Linked DNA regions of Homo sapiens: region 2 is linked to region 1. The links are chromatin loops, found by intact Hi-C in ENCODE. Cell type or tissue: tibial artery. All regions are shown on one strand. Links, peaks and the distances in the headings refer to the core of each region. The heading gives the core; the rest is flanking DNA.

What was found. A loop is a pair of places that touch in the nucleus more often than their neighbours do. Peaks named below come from ENCODE experiments on the same cell type or tissue, not always from the same donor. Only the 100,000 strongest peaks of a DNase experiment are listed, where the experiment ranks them.
Region 2: a loop joins it to region 1, with 2.2 times the contacts of the local background. A loop is called at or near these places in 6 of 110 quality-filtered maps.

The regions. Positions count from the first base shown.
Region 1 is chr1:55,583,416-55,586,333 of GRCh38, forward strand. No RefSeq gene overlaps it. Among named protein-coding and RNA genes, the nearest start is that of MIR4422, 360 kb to the left of the region's middle. In tibial artery, for the core only: a CTCF peak has its summit at 1,352; no DNase peak of the experiment used is centred there; H3K27ac peaks cover 2,500 bases.
Region 2 is chr1:55,633,496-55,636,413 of GRCh38, forward strand. No RefSeq gene overlaps it. Among named protein-coding and RNA genes, the nearest start is that of LINC01753, 310 kb to the right of the region's middle. In tibial artery, for the core only: no CTCF peak of the experiment used is centred there; no DNase peak of the experiment used is centred there; H3K27ac peaks cover 2,500 bases.

The sequences.
Region 1 (2,918 bases), core at 132-2,631:
GCAGGTTATTTGAAACTAGCTCTGGGTGTCTTAGAAATACATGGGGAGGAAGAACAAAACGTTTGTCTTCTTTGAGCTTTTGATGGGAAGGCCTTTGAGCCTCTTCCTTTTCTTTTCCTTCCCTGCACCCCCAGGCTCCTTTAGAAAAAAAGGTTTATTGTGAGCTCATAGAATCATAAAATTTTGGACCTGGTTCCTGGTGGGAGGACCTTGGGTTCATTGAATCCAATCCTTCCATGGTACAGCAAAGGAAATGTGGGTCCAGAGTAGGAAGGATGTGTACCTGAGGTAGCACAGCCTTGTCATGTTGGGAGACAACTCGTTTCCTGCTTCTTAGTGAAGATCCTTCAGTCAACTAAGAAGTGGGTCCAAACTCTCCTCTCACCCTTAGGATAACTCTCCAGGCATATAGGATTTCTTGGACCTTCATATTGAGTTTCTTAGGGAGACAGAGCAGTGAGCCATCTGAGGCTTTGTGTTCTCTGCTGCTCCCGTTGTCTGAGTCCTGTGGCCGCTGAGCCCTGCTGCCACTCTTCCCGTCCCAGACTCAGTTACTGCCACCAGGGCTTGGACTGAGGTGAAGCAAGAAAGGAAGCCATCTGCCTGGGCAATTACAGGAACTTGAGAAGAAGGCTTCCTTAAATTTTCACCCTAGGCCCTTCACTTGCCTCACCCTGATGCCAGCCTTGACCTCTTCTGGCATTCCGCAAACGTGTCATGCCCTCTCCCACCTCAGGACTTTTGTGTTTGCTGCTTCTTTTTGGCCTGGAACATTCCATCCCTGAGAGCTGTGTGGCACCCTCACTGCCTTCTGTCTGGGCTCTAAGATCACCTTGGAGGGAACTTCCCTGAGGTGGGGTGGCTGTGTCTTCTGTTTATCCCTCACCCAGTTTTATTTTTCACCCCAGCACTCAACAACTCCTGACACGTTTGTTTACTTCTTGCCTTGACCCTCCATGTGGTATGAATGACGGCCCCTGAAAGTGGCAGAGTGGGGGCAACCCTCAATACATATTGGTTGACTAAAGGATGGAAAGGCTGAGCAGGGGTCACCTGTCTTGCCTCCTCCTTCAAGATGTGACTTTCCATTCCATGGAGTCACTCTGGCTAATTCTTTGGTTTCATTGTCTCCTTAAAAATCTCTCCAAAATATTCAGGCTGAAAGTGCTTTGATGTACCAAGTTTATAGTACACACTCAGACCTTTTTTTAAAAAAATTCACTTTCATCTAACTTTTTGTATTAAAAAATCCTATAATCCCATAACCCACCACCTAGAGGCAGCGTGTTCATTGAGGTTGTTTGCTGTACTTCACATGTGTTTATTAAGACTGCAGTGAAATGGCTGTAAGTGGTAGCTGCTTGTCTGGCAGAGGAAGAGCATCCCTCTGGCCCCATCAGGGATGCTCTGGCACAACAGGTAGGATCTTCATCATTGCCCTCCCCATTCAAAGCCACCATGGCCCCCTTTGCCTGAAGACTGAGGTCTCAGCTCCTCCTCCACAGGGCTCTTGAAGTTCTGCCACACTGGGCTCAACCCCTTCCCAGTGCTCCCTCCCTTTTGCACCCTTAGAAACCTTTGCTCCAGCCAGACTTGTCTCCTCATTATCCTTCCAATATCTGCGTCTGCAGCTTTCTCCCTTAGAAACCTCATTATTTCCACAGCTTCAATTCCCCCACCCCCACCCCATTCTTTGTTTCCAGACCTCAGCTACAGCTCAAATTTCAAATTGCCTGTTGGCATCTCTTTCTGTGAGCCCTGCCAGCAACTCAAACTCAGCATGGCCAGAGCCTGCCTTTATTTTCTCTCCCCAAATTGTCCTCCTCTTTCCTCCCCACATTTCTATTAGGAGTCCCATCATTCTCACTGACACCCAAGTTGGAAATTTCAGAGTCTGATTAGCTTTTCTTTTTCTTTTGCCACCACATCTAGTGAGTCACCACATTCTATCAGTTCATCCTAATGATAGCTGTGGGTATGTTATTAGTCCATTTTCATACTGCTATTAAGAAATACCTGAGACTGGGTAATTTATAAGGAAAAATAAGTTTAATCGACTCAGAGTTCCACATGGCTGGGGAGGCCTGACAATCATGGTGGAAGGTGAAGGAGGAGCAAATGTACGTCTTACATGGTGGCAGGCAAGAGAACATGCATAGTGGAACTGCCCTTTATAAAATCATCAGATCTCTTGAGACTTAATCATTATCACAAGAACAGCAAGGGCAAAACCTGTCCCCGTGTTTCAATTACCTCCCACTGGGCCTCTCTCACAACATGTGGGGATTATGGGAGCTACAGTTCAAGATGAGATTTGGGTGAGAACACAGCCAAACTATATCAGGTATATTGACTAATCACAGACCCACTATGTGTCAAGTAGCATAGTAAGTCCTCACCTAATGTCATCCATAGTTTCTTTTTTTTTCTCTCTCTTTTTTTATTATAAGTTCTAGGGTACATGTGTAGAACGTGCAGTTTTGTTACATAGGTATGCACGTGCCATGGTGGTTTGCTGCACCCATCAACCTGTCACCTACATTAGGTATTTCTCCTAATGTTAACCCTCCCCTAGCCTCTCCACTCCCAAACAGGCCCTGGTGTGTGATGTTCCCTTCCCTATGTCCATGTGTTCTCATTGTTCAGATCCCACTTATAAGAGAACATGTGGTGTTTGGTTTTCTGTTCTTGTGATAGTTTGCTGAGAATGATGGTTTCCAGCTTCATCCATGTCCCTACAAAGGACATGAACTCATCCTTTTTGTGGCTGCATAGGATTCCATGTGACTGTGAAACAAAGTATAAAAACCAATTATTTTTCTTATCAAGATTATAAGGAAAGAAAGGTGAATGTGAGACATTATTCAAGGACCTGCTGTTTTGCTTCAAGTCACAGTTCCTAAGAACCTATTGATAAC
Region 2 (2,918 bases), core at 114-2,613, 50 kb after region 1:
GTGTAGTTCTTCAAACGATAGTCCATTTCGGGTCTCCTACTTTGAGCATAGTGTTCTTCTGCCTGGAATGCTCTGTCTCTTCATCTTCTTCCTCCTCAATCCTCTTCAGGTAGTCAGTTTAGTATGACTCTTCAAAATTCTGTTTGTGTCTCCTTCTCCTGGAAGCTTTCCAGGATTGCCCCAGCCTGGGATAAATTCTATTATTCCTTACTCTCACTGCATTCTGTTGCATCATTATGTAAGGACATATATCACATTATATTTTAATAGTTGATTTAGAGGTTTTATCTTCCCACGGAGTATAAACTCTTAGAAACTAAAGAAAAATGCTGTCAAAGTGCCTAGGTAGTGTCTCTCACAGAGTAGGTCCTAGGTAAATATGCTAGTCAAATTAACAAGTCAAAGAGGAGTTGAAGGGAGTCCAGATGTTGTGTAAAATGCAAGAATGGGGCTGGGGAGAGGCCAGGCTGACCATGGAGTGTTGGGCAGATGGGAAGGCACACTGTTGAGCCGGGGGTCATCTTGGGTGCTATTTACCTAATGGCGGCTCTTAGGAAAGACAATGACTAGAGCCATTAGGTCTGATGGCTGATCGCTGGGCCAGGATCCTAAGAAGTGAGAAATAATGGAATAATGGCAACTTTATATCCTGAAGGGAAGTATAAATACTGGATAGAAAAGGAACTCACCTAAGGGGAGCAAGTGGGTGCATAAAGTTGATCTTGGATACAGATTGGTGGTGAGCGAGGAATAATAGACTGAGCCAAGTCCAAGGCAGGGTCTTTCAAATGGTCTTCTGGTGTGAGCTCAGGGAATTACGTGAAGTTCCAAGGGAGATGGGGGCTGTGGGGACCTGAAAGATGAAATCAAGGTAAAGAGCAGAGCCACTAGAGATGCTATTGGGTACCACAAGTGTCTGGAGTTTCATACACTTGAGAGGAGGGTACTTTTCCTACATTAGAGGCTTGTATACAGTGACTGTTGGAGTGAAAGGGTGACCTGCTCCTAACAGCCATCTTAAAATGGCATATTCACCATGGCAAGACAATCCAAATTCCTTGTAAGATTCAGCACACAGGTGCTAGTCTCTACTTAGTTCTGAACCAGTTCCTTGACCTGTATTTATACCTGGTTCCATGTTGCTCCTAACCCTGTTGGTCTCCGACCTTTGTGAGGTTCTTCTGTTTATCCAGCCTGCCTCACTTGTTTGACTTGACACTGCACTGCTCCTTCTTGGCTCTGATCCCAGGCCCTTGGCAGTAACTCTGGTTGTCTACTCTACTGGGCCTCTTCTTACCTCTACCAAACCTCCTTGCCAGTACACCCCAATCTCACTACACCCTTTCCTTTGGCTTTATTCTTTCTTCCCAACAGACTTCCCCAGCCCTCTAAGTGAAAACCAGAGATGGATTAATGGCCTCATGTCAACACAGATAATGTTATGACAGCCTATAACCTGTTCTTTGAGCATTAAACCTCTTATGAAACTTCTGCTGAAGGAGAGGGCATGACTGGCCATGCTTATGTCCTATGCCCTGCCCTTCTGGCCATCTATTGAAGTATGGATGGGCACCTGCCTCAAAGGCAGATTATGCATAGGAGGAGACTTAGGAAACCAGATTGTCCTTGAGAGAAACTTAAAAGATAAAGTGAAACACTGGTGAGTGGTGACTAAGCAGAGAAAACTGGAGGGCAGAGAGGGTTGGGAGATTCTAACAGGTTCACGTAGAAGTAGACGCCCCATGGCTGTATCTGTCCCTGTTGATGTTCTGTGAAGTCCCACTGTGTTTTGATTCTATGCAGCGCTTAGGTACCCCTTTATTACCACGACAGTTTTTGTTTTGTTTTCTTTTAGCTAGTTTGAGTATTGTCATTGCAGCCAAAGAGCTGTGACTGTTTATGAGAACGTGGAATGGAGTGGAGGGCTATCAGTCTGGGGTAGAGGGGGAGGTCTGGAGCATCAGAAATGAAGTGTAATGGAAATCTGAGTTGCACGGGGTGAGTTTTGGTAGAGGCCAGGTGTCAAGAATAGGTGAAGAGGAGGACAGCTGTGGTCTTTTGGACCATACCAGCCACCATCAGGAATACCCTGATTAGAGAAGAAGGACTTGGATGGGACTTCCAGGCAGGGGATTGAATCATTTCTGGGACCCCTCTCCTCAGGCTAGCATGGCCTGAGTACACACTCAATAAATATTTGTATTTACTATGACAGGCACTGAGATAAGAATCTTACATGCATTAATTTATTTAATTCTTAGAGTCTTTTGAAGGGTGTCTTACTATAATTTCCATTTTACAGATGATGAAACTGAAGTTTAGGGAGGATAAGCTAGCTACCTGCTCCAAATCACATAGCAAATGTGGTAGAGCCGGGATCTGAAAGCAGGTCTAAATGTGCCAAAGCCCATGCTTTTTAGCATTACTTTATGCTTGCTTTACACAAGGATCACAGTGTGCTTTGTTTTAAGCCCAATGCCTCTCCTGCTTTCAAATGACTGTGTTAAAAAATCACATAGTTTCCCATGCCCTGCTCCTCCTTCTATAGCCAGGTCATGCTGGATCCTGGAGGTGCCTGTTGACTGCTCTCAATAAATGCTGCCAAGAGGCATTACCAAAATGTGAAATGATTTTCATTTGGAGAGGAAAAAACGTGAGTAATAAGAAGTAGATTCCAAAAGCAACAAGCACTGGACTATTTTTTTTCTTCAAGAAATGTTAAACTTGAAAAGGCAAGGCTATTAAATGGCTTGCTTGAAGATCAGACTATTTTTCAAACTTTCAAACTTTAAAAGATGAGACTAGTATTTACATATGAGGTTCCACACAGTCTCTATCATCCTTGGAAGACCAAATGATAGAAACTTCACTATAAGGAGGAACCAAGATGCATTTTCTTGGTTCCAACAACACTTTAG